Regions from separate parts of the Mus musculus genome. Here region 1 is linked to region 2. Evidence: chromatin loops called from intact Hi-C (ENCODE). Cell type or tissue: heart. All regions are shown on one strand. Each heading gives the region's core, and the rest is flanking DNA. Links, peaks and the distances in the headings are about the cores only.

What was found. A loop is a pair of places that touch in the nucleus more often than their neighbours do. Peaks named below come from ENCODE experiments on the same cell type or tissue, not always from the same donor. Only the 100,000 strongest peaks of a DNase experiment are listed, where the experiment ranks them.
Region 1: a loop joins it to region 2, with 2.2 times the contacts of the local background. A loop is called at or near these places in 2 of 42 quality-filtered maps.

What each region holds. Positions count from the first base shown.
Region 1 is chr11:20,238,942-20,250,497 of GRCm38, forward strand. Cep68 (centrosomal protein 68) reads right to left here and starts at 10,483. Exons shown (of 7, transcript NM_172260.3): 1 at 10,366-10,483; 2 at 2,945-3,297; 3 at 255-1,757. The coding sequence starts at 3,256. In heart, for the core only: CTCF peaks have their summits at 4,466 and 6,165; a DNase peak (open chromatin) is centred at 4,440; H3K4me3 peaks cover 276 bases.
Region 2 is chr11:20,528,060-20,539,615 of GRCm38, forward strand. No RefSeq gene overlaps it. Among named protein-coding and RNA genes, the nearest start is that of Gm32142, 55 kb to the left of the region's middle. In heart, for the core only: no CTCF peak of the experiment used is centred there; DNase peaks (open chromatin) are centred at 4,402 and 4,642; H3K4me3 peaks cover 1,547 bases; H3K27ac peaks cover 1,541 bases.

The sequences.
Region 1 (11,556 bases), core at 4,012-9,011, 290 kb before region 2:
GACCACTAAACTTTCTCTGCAGAAAAGCAGATGCAGGATGAGTGAGTAAACTAGTAAAACTGTGGATCAGCCTCTACCAAAGCACACGGAACACTGCTGCTGCGTTACCTGATTTCTCTGCCATTTTCTTGCAATCACTAAAGGAGAACGATACCTCTAATTTGGGGTCATATATGTTGAGGGTGCCGAGACATGCTGTTGGTGGGCTGGGGAAACATCACTCCTTCCAGAAGATTCTCCGTGAACATTTTTACCTGCACACACTGCACTAGAGAAGCTTTCTCCTGCTCATCTGTCGTCCTGGGAAGTGTCTCTCCAGCTACTAGCTCGGAGAACAGCCGCCTGTCCGTCATGGCTTTTGAGGCGGGCTGAGTTTTCAGTGGTTTTGAAGAGACCCCGAGGGTCTGGTTACTCATCAGACTACTTTTGCCTCTAGAGTCCTGGGGCTGGATAGAATGCCTGAAGCAGGGGTTCTGGCCCACAGGCCCTTGAAAGGAAGTTCCAGAAGGATGCTTCCTGTGGCTGGAGTCCAATGTGGGGGAGGCTGGCTTGTCACTGTCTGAGACTTGTAGTGAACTGTGTTCCTCAGCAGCCCCAGTGTGTAGGTTCACAAAGGAGGGCCTGGCACCTGAGTAGGACACCAAACTAGAGACCTGAGTCAGCCTGGTGGGCAGAGCAAGGTACTCCTCATCACTTCCCACCTCCTCTTCTGATGGCCATCCAGGCGTCACACAGGCCGGGCAGCTAACATGCTGCCTGCCTCTCTTCTGTCTGGGAAAGGGTGGCTCTTTCTCCTTCGTCTTCAGCTGGGGAGAGCCCATTCGGAGGTCCTCACCTATAGGGAGGCAGTCCTCCGCTGTGCCCCTCAGGGCTGCCTCTCTGTTCTCCCAAGAAGCATCTTCAGTGCCTGGGGCTCTAGGGGTTGATGCAAGCTGGTTCCAGGATGACAAGCTTGTGCCACCCTGTTTCTGGAATATTCCCAAGGGCCAGCGCTTAAGACATGACTCTCTGGCTCCAGAAAATGGCAGAGTAGGCACTTCTGCTGATGAGCAATTGTGGGAGACATTAGTGGGTGACTTTAGAGTACTTGCTGGGGAGACAGACAAACTGTCCAGATCTACACCTGAGTCCTGCAGAACAGGCTCAGTCAGGACATGACTTTCAGGTTGCTTTGGGAGCTGAGGCCCAGGCCTCAGTGGGTAAGTGTAGTCAAGCAGATCTTCATACTCTTTATTTGGGTCCCAGAGTGCGGAGTGGCGGTTAGGGGAAGGAGGCAGAGAATTTGGCAGCGCACAGGCCCAGTATTCTGCCTGAAAGGAGAGGTGTCTCTTACCCAGGCCTGTAGCATCACTGCCAGAGGTCAGAGGCTGTGCTGACCCCTGGAGCGGAGGCCCTGCCCCCACCACAGAGTGGGCTGCCTGGGGTACAGTCAACTCGGGAGAGGAGACATTGGCAAAAGAGGCCCTCTGAGGTCCTGCCTTCTCTTGGTGATCCTGAAGACTGCTGCCCACCGAGGAGGCAGAGATGCTTCTGCTAGAAAGCTGAGGAGCACCTGGGCTCACCGTGGACTTCCACTGTGGCGGGAGAGGGAGACCTGAGGTGTGTGGTTGCTGGCTGAGGCCCAACACCTGAGATGGATCAAGCGTAGCCTGGAAGTCTTCACTGTCAGCCTCCTGTCCTGAGCAAACAGTTATAGTTCCAAAGACTTGAAGAGCTGGAAGTAGGTCCTGGGAGGCAGGAAGCCTGTCTTCCTCCATCTGCAATAACAAGGGGGAAAGGGCACTGTGTTGAAACCAAGCAGACTTCTTGTTTCTAAGAACAGTTTTCTTCACAAGACTGGGGGGGGGGGGGGAATAGGGAAGATTATCAATGAAAACGAAGTTGGTCTAAGGATCCTACGGTTAAACCGACTGCTTGGTATACTAAGAAAAGGAAGACGAGCAGAGCGTTCAGGGGATTTCAGGGTGCCCGCTGCTAGTGCTTAGTACCGAGACTCATCCTATTTCGGAAATCTCCTGTAATGAAGCCCTAACCACCTTTTCCTAAGTTACTTAGTCACTTTGTGAGAGGAGAACTCAAAGACAGTTCTGCCACCTCTTTGACTATGGGTCGTGGCAAGTGAAAGATCTCTCCATCACCACTAACCGTGGGGGTAGGGTGGGTGTGCCCTCTTCAGTTCATGCCTCAGTATACTCTGGCAAAAGGAGTCCCTCTTCACTCTGGACCTTCATCTTTAGTGAGTAACTCACCACAGAAGGAGACAGGGTAACTAACATGAGGCCTTAGGACCAGACTGACCTGATGTTAATGCACTGTTTCTACCGCCTTCCGTAAGGTACTATTCTTCTCACAGGACGGGGCTCCAAAGACAGAGCCAAGGGCCACAATGCTCAGATCAAAGCTGTTCCTGCGCTGAGGTAGGCTGAATATAATCGGTTGCCAGAGCCAGGAGGAGCAGTCTCTCCCACTACAAGGGCTTAAAAGATCCAGAGCCTTGCACTGGCCTTAGAACATGGGGGATTCCCTGGCCCACATGGCTCACTAGAGAGGGCGCTGCCTTGTCCTCCAGTCATGGAGAGCAGAGACAGCTGCGCACGAAAGGAGCGTCAGGTTCTGACCAGTCCAAGAGGATTTGGTCTGGGAACCCACAGCCCTCTACCAAGTCTTCCCAGGGTCCCCTAGAAGCTTTCAGATCACTAAATCAGAACCAGGAAGGGGGTGGGGGGGTTCCCTTGTAACGAGACCCCTGATCCACAGTAGGTTCCTGGTGAACTTGTCACTGTCCTTAAGAGGTCCTCAGTGACTCTTTGGGAAGGTTCAGCTCTCCAAGAGAACCTGTATAACAGCCCATACCTGGATCCCACAGCTCCCACCTTACAGTGGCCAGGACAGAGGTTAACAGTCAAGGAAAGGACACCCCCACCTCAGCTCCCACCATACTTACTTGGCTGCCCATAGAGTGTAAAACCTCTCCAGTGCCCACACTGGCAGAAGGAAGCGGGCCTCTGAGGGGAGGCTTAGACCTATCTGCTACTGGTTCTTTGCTGGCAGTATGGACCCGTGACAAGAAAACTCCCGAGATGCAGCCAGGGTCAGCTTCAGCCCTCCACAGTGGCCCCCCCTCAACACCCAGATGTAGGGGCTGATCTGGTTCAAGCCCTGAGGGCAGCAGCTTCCCAGAGTTCCACCTGCCACAGGATGGGACCTTTGTGTTGACAGACACTTCTGCCTCAGCCTCATCTTCACTCAGGGCCATTGAGCCTCCTCTATCAGGTTTCCTTTGAAGCCTTCAGGAACCTACAAAACCAGAGAAGGAAAAAGAAAAACAGATTTTCAGCCGGGCGTGGTGGCGCACGCCTTTAATCCCAGCACTCAGGAGGCAGAGGCAGGTGGATTTCTGAGTTCGAGGCCAGCCTGGTCTACAAAGTGAGTTCCAGGACAGCCAGGGCTACACAGAGAAACAGTCTCGAAAAACCAAAAAAAAAAAAAAATGTTAAAAAAAAAAAAAGAGAAACAGATTTTCTTGATGTGTGCATCAAAATCTTGATTTTAAGTGAAAACACACTTTTCTGGCCAAAGGAATAGTGACCATTTCCATGGCCACGTACCAAGGTCTGACTCGTCCTCAGCCCCAGACGCTTTCAAAGGGAATGCCCAAGTATGACTCTGTCCTCTGTAGTTGTGGTATTGTCTCCCAAGAGTCAGGACAGGTGTAACCAAGCAAAAGACTTGGGCAGCCTGTGCTGCAAAAAAAAAAAAAAAAAAAAAAGGCAGCAGAAGAAAAAAATGTATAAGCCAGCTGATCTGGGAGGAAGACCACACCCCAAGGCCATCTTCCTTGCCTGGAAGCTGAAGGGACAGGAAGCACACAAAGAAGGTAAGTGCAGGCTAATGGGTGTGACTAACACCCTGACCCTGGCTGGCCTGAGATGCTTTTGAGTGCAGCTCTACAGGTGCAGTTCAGGAAAAGGCTTGGGCCCCGTGTGTGTCGTCACCTCTTTACCTCAACCTCATTAAGATGTCCAGCTGGTCTTTGCCAGGCACAGCCCCCATAGTGGTTCTCTTCAGCCAATGGCTTGTTGGTTAGCATCCTGAGTCTGGGTCTGTCCTTTCTACCCCAGAGGATAGCAAGTTCAGGTAGCCTAGGACCTCACTGGGCTCAGGAGGATGCTTCGAACTATTTTTGGTGGGAGGAGACAACCAGACTATAGACTGGATGGGGCTTCCCATTCTCTGACCAATGACCAGAAACAGATCAGCGCCCCTTCTCAGGCTGCTGTGGTGTGTGCCGTAGAAAGCCGGGTGATAATGGGGTGAGTTCATGTGAGAAAGCAGAGCAGCCCAGGCAGACTGGTGAGGGAGGAGCTACAGAACAGGAGCTCCACACAACAGAGGGAAAGCAGGCTGGCCTCAACAGGCCAGCCAGTGCTCCTCCTGCCACTGGGGGGCCGACAGGAGGAGATCTAGCCTGAAGGGCATGCACGTGGGTACAAGGCAACAGTGCGCACGGAGTGTGTGCAGTCACCTGCACTGGGACTAACCTCAAAACTAAAACCTGGACAGGAACAGCCTCATTTTCCTCAGAGACTAGAAGCTGACAAGGCAGGTAGAAGTGGCCTCCTCAGGCTCATCCTGTTTGGCTTTCACACTAGGAAATGCAACTCAGGTAGAATATGAAATTCCTGCTCCCCCTTAACTGGGCACGTGTGGCTCAGGCCATTCTGACAGGACTTCAGAGAAAAGCATGCATTTTAAATGCAGCCAGCTCACTCTTGTAAGCGTCAGACCCTTCAGGGCTAATTCGACCCCACCTGTTTTCTGTTAGGAACAGTGCCTAACCTTTCACATAACAAGCCAAGTATTTCCCACTGAACAGTCCCACAAACACAGGCAAGCAGTATTAGTTTTTGTGTGACTCCTATCACTTGATACATACACAAACACAAGTTTCTTTCCACACCTATACTTTAAAAGTGCTGAACAGGGCAAGACATAGTATTCCAAACCTTGTCTCTCCCCACCTCAAAAGAAGCCCCCCCCCCCAGGAAATACCCCAAAACAGCACTAGGGATTGAACCTAGAATCTCAGAGCTCGTCTGGAGATCTAAGGGCAGTATAGCTCCTGGTATATCCTTGATTAGTGACCAGTCCTCTGTTAAGGAAAGTTATTCCCTTCAACTGTATTGATTTCCCCACAGGCTTTATAGCAAGCAGGAAAAAAGAAAACAAAAACAAAAAAAACCAAAAAAGCCAAGAAGGGTGAGGTTAGAATGAAACCGGATCACTCAGTTTTATTATAACTGGCACTGGACTAGGACTTCTAGAGTCTGCCCCACATCATTTTACTTTAGGTATATTTAAGCACAGCACAATTTTGGAAACAAAGTTTCCTGGTAACAATTAACTTCAGCCCCTGAATGCAGCACAGCTTAAGGAAGGCTCACACTGAAGCTCTTTACAAAGTCCATATGGCTTCAGCAGTAAGCTGGGTTCTTGTTGCCTCAGAAACAGTGCCCAGGATAAGGGTTTAGGGAGAATGACTGAGGTAAAGATAATGGCTGTGGGTGTCGGGACTGGCCTGGCTCTAAGATAACTGAGAAGTCACTTAGGCTGTTGTAATGCACAAGTGATATCACGCATAAGAATGGGCTTTACGGCTGAAAGCAATGCTCAAGATTTAGGGGGAAGGGTCTGGAAGACAGCAAGGGATCACCAGGCTCTGAAACTCCATCACTCCTGGCATTCTAGGCAGAGCTGCTACACACACCTCACTCCACTGAAGAGGTAAGCTGTGTGCTTCACTGTCCTGCCTTCTCCAGTGTGTATCTGTGTGCACAGGCCCTCTACACCCAGCCAGGATGGACACACAGGGGAGTGAAGAAGACAGGGGTGTCTGCCTCCCCAGCCAGATGCACTGAATCCACTCTGGCTGTCAACGGGGAGACACATGAAGCTGGACCCCTCTCACACCTCACATCTACAGTCGTCTGCGTGCTAAGGAGCCAAGTCTAGGACCCAGCTCTTGATGAACCAAACAAGGATCAGTAAGAGCACAAGTCCAAAGGCACCCAGAGCCAAAGAGGGTGGGCGAGGACCGGGAGAGGGAGCGGCGAGTTCTGATGAGAGATTTTCATGGAGCCACATCCTCACCTTGTGGCTCCTTAACAAACTGCACGGACTACTTGTGTGTGTGGTGTGTTCTTACTGATCCTTGTTTGGTTCATCAAGAGCCGGGTTCTGGACTTGACTCCTTAGCACGCACACGATTCGGGAAGGGAGGAGAATCTGGCTGCATGAAAAGACATGTAATAAAAATGTGTTTCTTTTTAAATGAGCATTCGCACCCATAACACATAAGTAAATGTAATAAAAGTTTTTCTTTTTAGAAAGGCCTGAAACTTGGGGATTTCCACTGAAATAGTACTTCTAAAGATAGAATATATGTGGTTACTCTCCCAGTTCAGAGAATCGAATTGTTTACAATCTGATTATGAATCTGCCTACTAAATCACAGTCTATCCTGCACTGTCGTCTTGCCGCTCTGTAAAAGTGACTATGATGCTGCGGTTTACTTTGGCTCACAGTTCAAGAATGCAGTCTGCCACCACGGGGAAATCCTGGAAGGGGACCCATGGCTGCTGGTGACACTGCATGTGCAGTATCGCATGAAGTGATGCCTGCTTGAGAGACAGTGCTCACATTCTTCCTCATCATCCATTCTGGGGCCCCAGCCACAGGTAGGGTGGTACCCACCTCAATTAACCAAGTCTAACAATCCGTATAGATACACCAGAAAACTGTTTCCTACATGATTCCATATCCTGTCGGGCTGACAATAATAACCATAACTCCATACCCAAACACACTTAACCACTGTCAAGTCATGGCCTTCCTTCTTTTGTCCCCCACCCACTAATAGGTTCATTGCAAGATAACTAATGGAAAACACGTTCAGTCCAACATAAAAAAGAAAACTCACACTTTAACAGATCCAATACTGATTAAACATGTAACTGCAGGGGGCTAGAGAGACGGCTCTGAGGTGAAGAGCACTGACTACTCTACCAGAGGACCCAGGTTTGATTCCCAGCATCTACATCGTGGCTCACAACCACCTGAAATGCCAGTTTTAGGGATCTGATTATCTATTCTGGCCTCCTCAGGCATCAGACTCGCATGTGGTACATACATAGATATACATACAGCCAAAACACTCATATACATATAAAAAAAGCATAGCCACCACTAAGTCTCTTCTGAAACTCAATAAATCTCTGATGTGTAAGCTCCTATACAATAAAAAACCAAAGTTACATACTTGCAGCATCGAGTGTTTAGGATATACACTCCCATCCCCACAGGGAAGAATGCAGTGATAGCAAAGAGTACGATCAAAGCAAGACCAAGCGCAGGAGAGCAAACACCAACTCTTGCAGCTCCACAGGAGCTGGCATTTGGGACCCATAATGCAACACTTTGGGTTCCAAAGGGCTTGGGTAGCCCTGCCTTTCCAGATGCTTGTACCACCTCTCTTGAGTAGGCCCCAGTCCACACATGCAGCTTTCCTTTACAGATGTACCATGTTTAGTCATTGCCAGCATAAAAAGTAAACGCTGCACCCTGCTCCTCTTTATGAGAAAGAGCACAGAACTGCTACTCAAGGGACTACTTATCCTCTAGCATCTTCCAGGGAGCACCACAAACTCACCCTCAAACCTCTCAGGTAGTTCTCAGAGCCTGCAAAGGCTACTTGACCCATCAGCTATCACCATGTTCAGCACTGTGTATATGTTAACAGCAGGGGACACCTGACCTTTCCTGGTATCTGTTGAGTCACCCTCAAGCAAGCTCATCCCAGCTGCCTGCCTTCTTCCCACACATTCCTGTTTAGAGCAAATGGGAGAGGACTGGCAAGTTGGGGAGGGGGGGCACTTTCACTTCTGTCTAACTCATTCAAATAGATGCATGATTCACCAAGGAGCAAATCTCTGAACAACAAAAAATTCCCGTGTGATTCTTTAAGTAGCAACTCCCTTGGAAACAAATGCATGCATCCCAACTGTCAACATTTCTGTTCTGACAAGTGCTGTCTGTGTACCCATGGCCACTGACAGCCACCTGTACTGGCAGGGATGCCCCTTTCAGTTTGGGGCCTCAACAATGAAACGTCACAGGACTCACAGGTAGCGAGAAATGCCATAAATACCCAGCAGCAGATCATGTCTAGTAAGCAAGAAAGAGGAAGGGAGCGAGTGGGAAGATGGAGCCCAGCAGGGCTTGGAGCTTCAAGGCTTCTGGAGTGTCACAGTGGAGGTCACGCTAGGCAGGACGGCAACAGTGAAGTCCGTAATGACAAAAGAGAAGACAGACTTGAGCTGGCTCTGAGGCTAGCTTCAAGCAGGGTGGATATCAGGAAAACTGTGGTCACAGATTGAAGAAAGGAGACACGTTCTCACAAACTGCCCTCTCCCCACCACATGCAGTATGCTGCCTCTGACCTCCACACAAAATAACTGTTTCACATGATGGGGATTCCTGAGGAGAGCTATAGTGAGGGACAGATACAAGCGACACACACTGCATACACATATGAAAACTTCCTCTTTAGAATTAGCTTTGAGGTTTTATTTTTGTGTACATGTATGTTGTACCTACAGAAGTCAGAAGAGGGGTGGGTCCCCTGGGACTGAAGTTGTAGAGGCCAGGTTGGTGTTGGGAACTGAGCCTGGGTCCTCTAGAACGGCAGCCAGTGCACATAACTGCTAAGCGAGCTCTCCAGCCCCTATATGAAATGTTCAAAAAATTAAAATTTTTAAGAAATTTCAACTTTGTGGTCATGTGGGTGGATAGTGGTGGTGTAGTGGTACTGCCCTGACAGAGGGGTGGGCAGTGGTGGCCCAAGGCCTGGTACATATTTTCAGAGCCTCTTCCTGCCACAACAGGGTAAGGACTTTAAAAGCATAAATCTAAGAATACTCTCTGGGGTCAGAGCAGCAATCACAAAAGGTTTGAGGGATGGCCTCAAGACAGAAAGACAGACACCAGAAGAAGCAAGAGTTATACAGATATTTGGTAGTGGTACCTGGGTGGGTGGGTGGGTGGGGCATCTTAAGACAGGTCTCTGTGTTTATATAGCTCAGTCTCAGAGATCCACCTGCCTCTCTCTCCCGAGTGCTCTGGTAGGTCTAAGTATTTCTTCTTATCTTAGGTATTTTATAAACCTTGGAATTGGCACTATTACTCTTCCTAGCCATGTTTTTTTGTCCTGTCGTGCTGGGGCCTAAATTCCACTTTATAGATGAGAGAACTAAGGCACACGTGAATTTATCCTGAATTAGTAGTATGAAAGGGACTAAAGTCTGAATTGATTCAGAGAGCCCAGCTGCTTCCTTAACCTGTAAAAATAATCCAACAACTTAAAGGCTTTTAAAAGTTCCGGTTCCCTCAACGTTGGGCTTCACTTGTTCTTGTTTTCTTTTGGTTTCCTTCCCTTACAGACCTTTCATCCTGTTAGGGGGCGGGGAAACCACTTCATTGCCAACCCAGGCCCATATGGGCTGCCCAGAGAAGGGTATGTTTTTCAGTTGTGGGGGTAGGGAAAAAGTTTTTAAAAGCTTCTGTGATGATGTGAAGCTGGGTTCCCTTACACCCACTGTTCCTAAGTGATCCAGAATTTAACCCAGTCCGCTGGAGAGAACTAGGTGAGTAGTGGCTTGTATTTGAACCAAGCCCAAAGCAAAAAGTGTCGCAAGCTGTATACCAGACTACCTCTTTCCTTGTCTCGGACCCCATCAATTCCCAGTAAGGTCTACTCTGCTCGGGCACTGGGAGTTTTTAGCTTTTATTATTATTTTTTTAATTTTTAATTGAATAAAACATGGTAATTATAAAATTACTAAGTTTGGGGCATGTGCTCCCGGGCTGCTGAGACTGGCTAACAGGTGACAGATGACAAGGGTAGATCTTAGAGATAAAAAGTGCGCCGCTTTGCTTTCCTCCTCCGGATGCGTTCACTGGGCCATGGAAGCAGCAGCCGTCCAGACGCGAGCGGCTGTGGCTGTGACCCGCCGGTTCTCCGCGACCAAGGTCGACGCGCGCACAGCTGCATGGGGCTGCCAGAGGTGCGGCCCCACGCGCTCTGCAGGCCGCGCTGGCCCTCCACAGCCTGCCCCTCCGCTCGCCTCCACCCGGCACGGTCCGCAAGATGGAGGCGAACGCGCGAGGCGCCCCCATCGCGGCCAGCCTTTGTGCCCTCCAGGCCGCGGGCCTCCCCCAGGGTCCCCCACGCGGAGCCCCGGGCACGAGGGGAATGCCCCGACTCGAGTCTTGGCGCCGCGACACTCGAGCCGGCCACAGCCTTTTTACCTCACTCCACACCGCCGCACGTCCCGAGCGACCCGCGTAGCTGGGCCAGGGTCCCAGGCGGCGACGACGGGGCCTCCCGCGGGCGCCCGCACTCCTGGGGAGGGAGGGCCAGGCGCCCGCCACGCCCTCCGCCCTTGCCGCTTCTCCGCGGAGGACGCCCCATGAAGCAACCAATCCAAACTCTCCGTTCGGATGCTTCACCAATCCACAGCTCGTATCTGCCATGGGAACCCGCCCCCTGCAGGACCCTGGCCTATGGGTGGCCGGAGCTTCTTTCTCCGCTGTCCGGACGCGCGTGCCAGCTGGGTGTTCGCGGTCCTGGCGTCCACGCAGGCCCACGCGGATAGCAAGGCGCGCTCTCCGCGGATCGAAGGCTTGCGGTGTTTGGGTCGACGTGCTCTCCGCGGCTGGGAGGGTGGTTCCAGGCTTGGTGCTCCCCTTTTGCGTTGTGTGGAACCCCCAGGGCATGTCCGAATCTGGGCATCGGGCAGAAGTTGGGCGAGGGGACCAGGTGTGGGTCGAGCTCCCTCCCTCCCCCCACCCCCGGCCCCTCGCCACCGTCCTGAGACTCTGAGGCTCAGGAGGCCCAGCCTGTCTCACCAGTAGTGGGAGAAGGGACTTCCACAGTGTTCTGGGCCTGTGAAGTTTAGAGAAGGAGCTGGACTGATCTTAACACGACAGAGACTTAATCCAACCTAAGACCACAAACTTAACTGCCAGGCTGGCCTGCCTGGCCATAGTGCTCCTTCTGCCTCGGCTTCCCCAGTGCAGGGAGTACAGGCAAACCCTATCATGCCCAGCTTTTTATTTGGCTTTGTTTTGTGTGTGTGTGTGTGTGTGTGTGTGTGTGTGTGTGTGTGTGTGGAGAGAGAGAGAGAGAGAGAGAGAGAGAGAGAGAGAGAGAGAGAGAGAGAGTGAGTGTAAATTTCATCGTATCCCAGGCTGAATTTGAACTCCTGATTTTGTCCCAGTCTTCCCCATACTGGGTGTTTTAAAGTAAAAGTGTATTGTTATATGCAAGGCCTTGAATTCTCTCTTCAACCCAGAAGGAAAAAGTTAAAAAGGAATTCAGAACCGAAATGTGTCAAATAGGTAGGTAGCATTTACCAGCGTGTATCCAGTTACTTGTTTAAAGGAAAAAATAAATAAAGGACGTATGAAGTCATTTAGCAGTAAATATGGTAATGCGAT
Region 2 (11,556 bases), core at 2,120-7,119:
GCTGAGAGCCAGGATAGCCCATCTGGCCTCTTGCTGTTGTAAAGGGCCAACTATGGCACCCCATGAAGGCAAAGCTGCTTTGAGACTCAAAGCCAATCACAGGGGTATAGGTTCTCTGCAGAATACCTTGTTATCTCAAGCAGACAGATTCTCTTTAAAAGACTCTGGATTGAGAGGCCGGTGGTGACGTAATGAGAATTTTGGTGTTTTTACCCAGGTGTGGGATATGGGGCTGCTTCAGATTGTCCACAGCAGCTGACTATGATTTGTCTTGTGCTCTGGCAGAAGCATGATTTTGCCAGCTGAAGATAGTTTAATGTCTTTCATTCTGGTGACTCTCGAGAGGATATATAGATGTTGATTGGCTAGACCACAAAACCTGGACTTGCCTCAAGGCACTCAATACTCCTAATGAGCAGGAAGTTGTAACAAGATGGATGCCCCCTTTCCCACCCTTCTTCCTCTCCTACTTAGAGTTGGGAAGTTAGAAGGATGGTAGGAAAAAGAACTCAATAAAAAATAACCAGAAGTTCTAGTTGCAGGTGAATGCCTTTAATCCCAGCACTCGGGAGGCAGAGACAGGCAAATCTCTGAGTTTGAGGCCAGCCTGGTCTATAGATGAGTTCCAGGACAGCCAGGGATACACAGAGAAACCCTGTCTCAAAAAAACCAAACCAAACCAAAAACAAACAAAACAGGCCAGATTGTGTGGTCAGTGTTAGAGCACTCGAGCATCATGTGTGAATCCCCTGACTTGGTCCCCAGCACCAACTAAAGAGAGAAAGCTTGAATAAGGTTTGGGTCCTGCTGTATCACTTGCTGGCCTTGTGTTCTGGAAACTAGATCAAGGGCTGGAGTATAGCTCTGTGGTAGAGCTTGGACAAAGTCGCTTTTAGTTGTGACTTTGAACCTGGGTTCCTCAGTCTTAAGAAGATTAAATGGATATGTTAATGCTCATAACAAAATGACTAGTGTACAGTAAAATTCAGAAAATGATCATTATACTCTTCGAGTCCCAACTACAGTGTCTGGGAATCTGACCGTTGGGGTTCCAAATTGTTTCAGTTTTCTGAAGGGTAGGAGGTTGGATTGTAGGAATAAGCATGACCCACAGCTTGTTATTAATGCCCCTTCCGTCTAGGCTGAGGGAGCAGAAGTTTGACAGCTTAGGAACCAGGTGAAGAGGAGGTAGGAGAGAGGGGCTCCATCCTCAGTTGGTTCCCCCCCAAACACCTGCCAGTTCCTGCCTCTCACCTCCCAAGAAGACCACTCCTCTCCACATGCTGCTCTGGCCACCTCTCCTTTTCCACCATTGCTGCACCACTGTATCTATCACCTACAAAGAAATGTGTGCACTCTCTCTGCCCAGTGCCACACCCTGGATCAACCCTAACATAGGGAACTGCTTCCTGGAAATGCTCAACTCTCCCCTAATTATCCTGGCTGCACACTTGAATTCCTTTTTACCTCTAAATAAAGGCCTGCTTTTTGTTAAAGTTCTATTCTTGAGTTGTTTCTCACATAACACAGATGACCTTGAACCCCTGATCTTTCTGCCCTATCCTCCCAAGTGCTGAGATTACAGGGGTATAGAACCCCACCTGGCTGCTAAAATTTTAACTATTCATTGCCTATTTGAATTTCTTTAAAATATCTTCTTATACTAACACATCTGTTTGTATGTGTTGGAGTGTGTTCATGTACCATGGTGCATGTGTTAAGATCACAGGAAAACTTGTCAAAGCCTGTTGTCCCTCAGATTTAGTGATTGAACCATTCAATGGCCTGAGTTCCAGTCTTAGTCCAGGGGCTTTTGGTTGTTATTTTTGTTTTGTTTTTTGAGACAGGATTTCCCTGTGTAGTCCTGGCTGTCCTGGAAGTCATTCTGTAGGTCAGACTGGCTTCAAACTCAGAGATCCACCTGCCTCTGCCTCCCAAGTGCTGGGACTGAAAGTGCCGACTACTGCTGCCCAGCAAATTCTCTTCTCTTAATTATTTTTAGACTTTTAAAAAATTATTTTATGTCTCAGTGTTTTGCCTATACATGCAAGCCTGGTCCTCATAGAAGTTAGAAAAGAGCATTGGGTCTCCTGGAACTAGAGTTATAACTGGTTATGAACTACCATGTGGCTGTTAAGAAGTGAACCTGGGTCCTCTGCTAGAGAAACAAGTGCTCTCCAGTTCCCAGGAGACATCTCTGATGTGTAGTTATAAGGAGGTATACACTTTGTGGTTTAGGCCATGCTACAAAGAAGCCAGTTATTCTCACAGATGGAAACAAGTGTATCAAAGATGAAAGAAGCCTGTGTCCTAACTTTAAACCTGATATGATCAAAAATTTGCTCTTAGGCCAGGCAGTGGTGTCACATGCCTTTAATCCCAGAACTCGGGAGGCGGAGGCAGGCAGATTTCTGAGTTCGAGGCCAGCCTGGTCTACAAAGTGAGTTTCAGGACAGCCAGGGCTACACAGAGAAACCCTGTCTCCAAAAAAAAAAAAAAAACAAAAACAAAAACAAAAACAAAACAAAAATAAAATTAAAAAAAAAAAGAAGAGAAGAGAAAAGAAAAGCTCTAGGGCCTGGGGAGGTGGCTCAGTGGTTCAGAGCATTTGTCGATTTTGTAGTGGACCTGGGTTGAATTCCCAAAATGCACAGGGTGAGTCACAGCAATTGATAACTTTAGTTTCAGGGGATCCAATGACCTCTTCTGACATCTGAGGGCACTGAGCACAAATTGGCACACATATATACACACAGGCAAAACATTCACACATAAAATAAAATGGACGAATCGAATCTAAAACAACGTCCCAGGTCTCACAGACATGCAGACCTGAGTTTAACTATAAAAAACCTCAGAAACTATATAAACCCAGGCAAGCTATCAGAGGTCTTTAATCACAGACTTATCCTACGATAAGCCCCCCCAGAAACTTGGCTGATGCAGGGATAACCTGGTATATGCAGGCATGAACACCAAAGAGCCCCTATTTCAAACAAGGCGGAAGGTAGAGACTGACACAGACGTTGTTCTCTGGCATGTGTGTGTCCACACTCACACAGATGAATCCCCACATACACGTGTATGCACACAAATAAACAGGGTCAGAATTTAGCTTAGTGTTAGCGAGTACTTGCCTAGAAAAGCACAATGACCCGGCTTCGGTTCTCAATTCCAGGGGGAGCATGAGAAAGAAAAAAAAAAAGATTAAAATGTAATGAAAAAATTAAAAACCAAGAAAAATTTTGTTTTGTTTTAAAACAAATAAAGATATTAAAATCTTAACATAAAGATATGCTCCCCTACCCCGCCCCCAAGCCAGGTGGTGCAACACTGAGGAGCAGAGGCAGGCAGAACTCTGAGTTCATTAGAGTCTTGAAAAAACCAAACCAAACCAACCAGACCAAAAAAAAAGTGCCCCTATCCCTGGCTTTTCTTGCACATTCGCTTTTTTATTGTAGGCAAATACACCAGACAGTCCAGCTGACTGGATCTGAGAATAACCCTTGCAAATGGAATTCAGCATCCTTTACAGGGGCAAAATGCTATAAAAATCTTTGGTTGTTTCCAGAAGTCCTTGAGTTCTTCAGGACTTAGGACAGAAGAAAGAAAAGGCAATGCAGATGTGCTTAGCTGTAATAGAAAAATATAAGGAATTGGATAAGTGAAGAGATAAAAATAAAACCAATACGTGGAAACAGGCAAGGGGACCCCAAAGTTATCAGTGAGAATGGAGGAAGAACCACAGGGTGGAGGGAGGAGGGGAGAAAGAGATGGTGTGCCATGGTGTGTGTGTGTGTGTGTGTGTGTGTGTGTGAGAGAGAGAGAGAGAGAGAGAGAGAGAGAGAGAAACTAAGACAGACAAAGACAGAATGGGGGCAGGAAGAGAGACTAAGTTTCAGGAATAGGCAGAGTGAAGAGAGGTGCCTGGGTGGGGGAATCCCAGAAGAGGCCATTTTCAAAAATTCCAGTGGAAATTCCAACAGCCACGCTACAAACACACACAGACCGTGTAATGCACTGTGGCATGTATTCTGTCGAGGCTAGAGGGAATTCTTCCGACCAGAGCAGAGAGATTGTACGTTTCACAGATCTCAATTGCTCGGTAGAGACTTAGACTCGCGAGGAACCCAGACGTTCGTGTCCTTTGCGGCTCCAGACCTTTGGGTTATTGTTCTTCCTTCTTTGCCCCGCTGAGTAGGATCGCGTGGGGGCTGCCTGTGCTTCGCTTGTGAGTCTGAAGAGGCTCTGCGTGCGTGGTCCGTGCCCCTTTTGCTGTGCCCTTTCAGACACTCTAGCTCTGCAGCTCGAGCCCCGCCTGCCCACGCCCCCTGCAACCCGCCCTCCCTTCTGCCCACACCCCCTGTAGCCCGCCCTACTTCTGACTACGCCCCCTGCAGCCCACGTCCCTCCTACCCACGACCCCTGCAGCCCGCGCTCCTCCTACCGACGACTTCTGCAGCCCGCTCCCCCCCACCCCCCGCCCCAATCCCGGCCCAGGTCCTCTATAGCCAGCGCCCCCTGAAGCTCTCACCTCTCCTGCCCACGTCCCCTGTAGCCGCACCCCTCCTGTCCACCACCCCCCCTTCAGCTGGAGCCCCTTGCCCGCTTGAGAGGAGCAGAGCTTGCTACTCCGTGACTTCCCTGGGCTCTTGAGCTGCAGGAGGGACCCTGTGACGCATCCTCCTGGCATTAGAACACATCACCTTCTATTTATAGCCACTCCTCCGACCGCAAACCTTTTGGCTTCCTCATCGTGCATGAAAATTCTCATCAAGAACCAAAGATTCCAACCTTCAGCAGCTAGGAATCCTATGCTACCCGTTCTTCTAGTTCCAAGTAGAAACGCTGCAGGTCTAATGGTTTCTCTGGCGCAGGGAATCCCTAATCTTCTAAAGCTTTAAACTTTCGCGACTTTATTTTTGCATACGTTCAAAACATTTCTAGTGAATTTGATCGGTCTCTTGCAAGTTCATGAAATATTCTCTAAGAATTTAATCAAGCCAAGCAAGCACTAAACTGGCTGAATTTTGGGGAAAGATGTTTCTAGGTGGTTTTCTGAATCTGCTAAAATCTAACAGTTCTAAATGTAACATATATTTGGAAGAAGGGACACTGTTATATATTTCAAACAAACGGAAAGATTTTACTTTTATTTTTAATTGTGGCTTTTAGATACTGATTTTATACTTTTATATGTTCATTATTCATGTAATTATACGTGGTTATAACTAATTCTTACCTAGTCACATTGAAGTTTGCAGTAACTGGGACCGAATTTTTAAGGCTGTAATTTATTTCTCATAATTCTGCTGTTTCCCCCATCAATCTAAAGAGGAAGCCTGACCATTGACTTGGCTTCTACTCAGTTTCACTTTCTCAACAGCAGGAATTCCAGAGTAGATGGCCCTTTAGATTTAAGAAAGAGGGCTGGATAAACATACCTAGTTATGGATTTATTTTTAAAAAGCCTAGCAAACCACAGCTTAATCCGTACAAAGGTAGATCTGTGACCTCAAAACACAAGCAGAAAAGTGTACAATGAGCCGTTCTTGCTAACACATAGGCTATGAAAGTCTTGCAGCTATGGAGCAGTTTCACTGTGGACAGTACCATTTAAGGACTTTAAAAAGACCACCACAACAACTGTTACATGCATTATAAAACAACCTTTTAATGACATGACCTTGTTAGGGACAATCTGGTAATATCTATCACATTTTAGAATGTGCATATGGAGGGACAGTTAAGAGCACTGGTTGCTCTTGCAGAGGACCCTAGTTCAGTTTTCAGCACCCTACATGGCGGCCCACAACCATCTATAACTCCAGTTCAACCTGATACTCTCTTCTGGTTTCCCCAGGTACTGGGCATGCATGCAGTGAACACACACACACACACACACACACACACACACACACAAACGCATACACATGAAAAAAAAATTAAGTTTTTTAAAAAGTACATATTCACGGAGCAGCAATTCCACTACAGATTTCCTAAGCAGAGCACATGTGAAATCATATCTGTTGCAATGCTTACCCTAGGAACCGACTAGAAGCAATACAAATGTTCTATACCACGGCACATCCAAATTAGGATTTGTTTTGTAGGCCTGAAGAGTAAAACCACTCCTTTAGTACTGACATGGAAGTGACTCCAAAATACAGCAGTAAGAAAAGTACAAAAACTGCTTGATGCAGACACATCTGTGGTTTCAGGTAATCCAGAGGCAGAGGCAAGAGGAACACTAGAGCCCAGTGATTCCAGTCTAGCTTGGTCAACACATTAAACTCTGGGGGGAAAGAGAGAGAGAGAGGAAGAGAGAGGGAGAGAAGGAGAAGGGGGGAGAGAAAGAGAGAAAGAGAGAGAGGGAGAGAGGGAGAGAGAGAAAGAGAGAGAGAGGGAGGGAGAGAGAGAGAGAAAGAGAAAGAAAGAGAAAGAGAAAGAAAGAAAGGAAGAAAGAAAGAAAGAAAGAAAGAAAGAAAGAAAGAAAGAAAGAAAGAAAGAAAGAGAGAGAGAGAAAGAGAGGAGATTTGTTGGATGTTTGTGTTTGGTTGGTTGGTTTGATTTTTTTTAAGACAGGTTTTCTCTGTGTAGCTTTGGCTATCCTGTAATTTGCTCTGTAGCCCAGGCTGGCCTCAGCTCTTACAAATGCTGGGGCTAAAGCACCACCACCACCCCCAGCATTGTTTGTTGTTGTCATTTTGTTTTTTGTTTTTTTTTCTTTTTTTAAAAAAAGATTTATTTATTTTATGTATATGAGTACATATACATAGCTGTACTGATGCTTGTGAGCCACCATGTGATTGCAGGGAATGAAGGTTGCTCGCTCTGGTCGCCCCCGCTGGCTCCGACCTAAAGATTGATTTATTATATCTAAGTACACTGTAGCTGTCCTCAGACACTCCAAAAGAGGGCATCAGATCTTATTCTGGATGGTTGTGAGCCACCATGTGGTTGCTGGGATTTGAACTGAGGACCTTCGGAAGAGCACTCAGTACTCTTAACCGCTGAGCCATCTCTCCAGCCCTGTTTTTTAATGAAGAGTTTAAGGCTACCTTGGAGTGTATGAAGAAACCCCATCTTACATATTCACAAAGAACAAAAACAATATGCAGTACTATTATTTACATTGGAAAGATAAACACTCATGTATATGTTAACTTCAATATACTTCATGTACATGAAGCTAGCTGAAGGGTTTGCCTCCTGGTAGGAAACTGAGAGGAAGGGAATGGGGTTGGGAGAGAAACTTACTTTCTATTATCTGTCCTTTTCTATTTCTGAAATGTTTCACAAGCATCTGTTGAAATTTAAGCTAAAAGTACTTTATACTTTCTTTCCAAATCTACCCAAGTATGCTAGGTCCTCTCTTTAGCTTATAAACGTGTTAATCTTTAGAGGCAAATCTTTGGATTGGTCTTTTTCTAGACTGTGAAGCCCTCGGAACACACTGCAGATATGCAGTGTGTGCATTCTGAGCTGCCATTTTGGATAAGTTTATTGTGAAACCACAGAGAGCCACAGTCCCCTCCTCAGTGTTCTTTACCTAGCTGCCCCACCCTGAACCTCCGTAGAAGCGCTATGCGGAGAGGTTGCTAGAACTGTGTCATGAGCACAGTTGAAAGACAGAGCTGTGTGCATGTCCCCTCTTTATACCATGGTGTGTTGTGGATGGGATAACGACAGACTGACATCCATTATAAAATAACTAATTGAGACTTTTAGCTCATCCATTTTACATTGCTGCACACTTAAAAGAATGGATGATTAGTCAAGTTTAAAGAGGTTGATACATATCTGTGGACAAACAAATGTTTTGGGTCCACTTGTATATGAGTAATTTGCATATAGCATTTTCCCAGAGACTGCAGAAAAAAAAAACCCAGTTCAAAATTATTATTGGAACCTGTAGAGGTTTAAAACAGTCTCTTTGGTCTTAAGTTGTTTGAGTCATTGGTTAAAGCTACCTCCTTCTGTATCCATTTTCCCAAAGACCAATGCACTTAGATCTTGTGGTTTGGGGAAAGCAGAAATGGCAGTGGGCAGTCTCACCCCATAACTTAAACAACTTGAGACCCAGGAGATACTTGGCTCTGCTTTTCTTCTTCAGCATCCTGGCCTGGAGGAAATGGCCCCAGGAGCTAGAAAAGCAGGCTGGGCTCCTTTGACTATTACCCCTGCCAGCTACTTTCTCTAGCTCTATAGTGCACGGCTAGCCCTGCTACCCTCTCCTGTTTCTGTGTCTGCACAGTCAGTGGCTCCTGCGATGCTGCCTGTCTCAGAGAAACCATGTTAAGGTTAGATGTACTCTCGCCAACTGCTTAAGAGCAACGAGGTTAAGTTTTGTGAATGGTGAATTTGAGCGTTTTCTGAGGAAGAACCACTATTATAGCCTATCTGCAAAACCTCAGGATACAGGGGTTGAAGAAGCCTTATTTCACAACTGTCCTAACATATATAAGCCTATGTCTCATTGTGCATAACAAGGAGTATATAAAGGCAAGGTATGTATTTTAACATTGTAACATGATACCCATGTGTCTACCACCCATTTTAATAAATAGAGCACTACCAGCCCCAAGAAATCCCTGTAATAACCATTTTTAAAATGCCTCTTTTGGTTTTATGTCCAGAAGTTTATTTTCCTGATTTTTTTTATTGTTTTATTCTTTTTTAAATGGGGATGGAATCCAGGCTTCTTCCTTGCAGATAAAGCCTCTATCACTTGCTTCTTTTCATTTTTGCTCTTACTTGTCTGTCTCTTTTGCATGTACATGCACATTCACCCATGTGCACATGCATGAGAGGCCAGGGGTCAGCCTCAGCTAAGGAGCCCCTTCCTGTTCTTTTCTTTTTGAGATAGGGCATCTCACAGCCTAGAACTCACCATGTAGGCTAAGCTGGCTGGCCAGCAATCCCTAGGGATCTACCTCTGCCTAGCTCAGCGGCACTGGGTTTGATAAGTCAGTGCCACTCTGCCTACTTTGTTTTCTTTTTTCTTTGTTTTTTGTTTTTAACTGGGGGTCAATTTCAGGTACCTGAGCTTGCAAGGTAAGCACTTTAGCAGCCAGCACCTTAGTAACTGAACTATCCTCCTCCCCGCTCCCTGATTACTTAAAAACAAAAACTTTATCTACCTGTCTGTCTGTCTGTCTGTCTATCTATCTATCTATCTATCTATCTATCTATCTACCTACCCATCCATCTATCTATTTACTTGTTTTTGTGTATATGTGTACAGGCAAAGGCTTGCATGCAACATGGCATGCATGTGGAGGTTACAGGAAACTTGTAGCAAGCAGTTGGTTTTCGTCTCCCAAGTGGGTCCTAGGGATCACACTCAAGTTGTCAGGCTTGGTACTGAGCCACGCAACCACCTGCCCTCTCCCTTTTTAATGGTAGTTTTTACAGTGTTTCGCTATGCTGCTTAGGCTGGCCTTGAACTTGTGATCCCCCCAGGTAAGTCTTCCATAGTAGGTAGGGAAGACACCTGATTTGATTGTTTGAATGCTTTCTGAAAAATATGTTGTCCAGTCTTGCATGTGCTTAACCTGCAAGTAGAATTCTGCTTTTTTTTTTTTTCATTTAATGTTCTCTCTTTTGAGATAACCCTGACCAACTCACTACTTTGTCTTCCCAGCACAGACCTCCAGCCAGCTACTTTTTGGATTCCTATATTTCTCTCCTGAGAAGTCCTCTGCTGGCAGATTTTTCTCCTCAGAATTGTTTGTTCACACCCCTGCTAAATAGTCATCTTAGAAAACTGAGGTCAAAAGCTGCTAGTGATGGCACAAGCCTTTAAAACTCCTGGGGCAGAGGCAGGAAGATCTCTGACTTCAAGGTCAGCCTGGTCTACAGATGGAGTTCCAGTATAGCCAAGGCTACACATAGCTAGGGCTACACAGAGAATCCCTGTCTCAGAAACAAACAAGCGAACAAAAACCAAAAGCAAAAACCAAACAATATCAACAGCAACAAACCAAATTCCAGAGCCAATGATGTAGCTTAGCGGGAGAGTATTTGGCTAGCATGGTCATGGTTTCCATCCCAAGAACCAAAAGCAAAGGGGAGCTAAGAATCACTTTCTGGAAGCTGAGTAAGATGGGTGGGTGTGTTCTCAGCTACTTGAGTGAGTTAGAGGCCAGCCTGGGCTATAGGATTCTATCTCAGGAACAAAACAACTTTTTTTTTTTAAAGTCATATTCAGTAGAATAAAATATATTTATGATATATTTAATTTAAATATTTTTAAAACCACACATAGGCCAAATATTTAATAGCTATTTCTAGAAAATAGTTATAGGTAATTTTTTTTCTTTGTGATTCCCCTTCCCCTCCACCCCCCAATTTGCAACAGATTAAGGGAAGTCTACACAGTTGGTTCAAGTCCTAGCCTGACTTTATTTTCACATCTCCCAGAGGTGGGGAGCAGATGAAGTTCTGAGTGGATGTCTGTCATTAATATGAGCACAGCTAAATCAAGGACCTGGATGCTTCAGACCCATGGGAATGCCAAAGCCTTCCTCAGGTCGGGCTCAGGGAAATGGAGAAATCATCCTCTGGTCCATGTGCAGATTAGGTAATGACTAAGCAGATTAGGTAGTGACTAAGCAGATTAGGTAATGACTAAGCAGACATAGAATGCTACATTATAAGCTCCTGGAACCGCAGAAAGCAGACTGTGGTCCTGCTAGGTAATGTTTATAACTGCGAGGGTCCCAGTGTTGGAAAGTGGTGATGAGCAGTGCAGACTGTAAGAGGGAATCCTGAGAAATTTGCTTTTGAAAACCTTCATCTCTACAACACCCCAGCCTTCAGATTTGGGGAACCTGCAGGTAAGGTTGCCTGAAATTTCTCAGTCCACCAGAAAAGGGGTACAGGCAGCTGGGCTCAATCACACCATGTACCTTCCTGACAAACTCCCAGTTTAGGCTTAGGCCTGCGCATACATAGGACTTTCTGAGGGCCACGAAGCTGTAAGCATTACTTAAGGTCAGAGTTCAGTATGCCAGTAATAAGCCATTAAGGATGGATTCAGCAGAGGCAAGCTTTTAAAGCAGCAGGATCCACAGCCAGCAGGGGTTATTTGGGGTGTACCTTTGTGGGAAATGACTGTTTTCAACTTGCCTGTGGAGGAGACAGTCCTAACCTGACAGCGCACGGGGAGAGTTTAAGCAACACTTTTGTCGCCACCCTGCCTTTGCTAAGCAGCACCCGGAATCTATCCCCAAAGCCCTTGGTGATGCTTTCTCTTGTCCGTCAGTCCTGATATCAAAAGGGAGCAGCACCTGCTGTCTAACCTGACTCCCACAGCTACTTCTCTCCCCTTCCATCCAACTTTGAAGAGGCCTCGTGTCTACTGCTTGCTTCCTGACTCATGATGGATATTGCAATTGCATCAGTTGCTTCTCACTGTGGTCATGATCAGCACCAGCGGCTTTCTACGAGGTGCACACATGCATGTAAGTAAACATATTTGGGCTAGTCTTGAAATAAAGCTTTTTAAAATCCTGGATTGCTTGACTGTTTCTAACTTGAAAACAGGAGTGG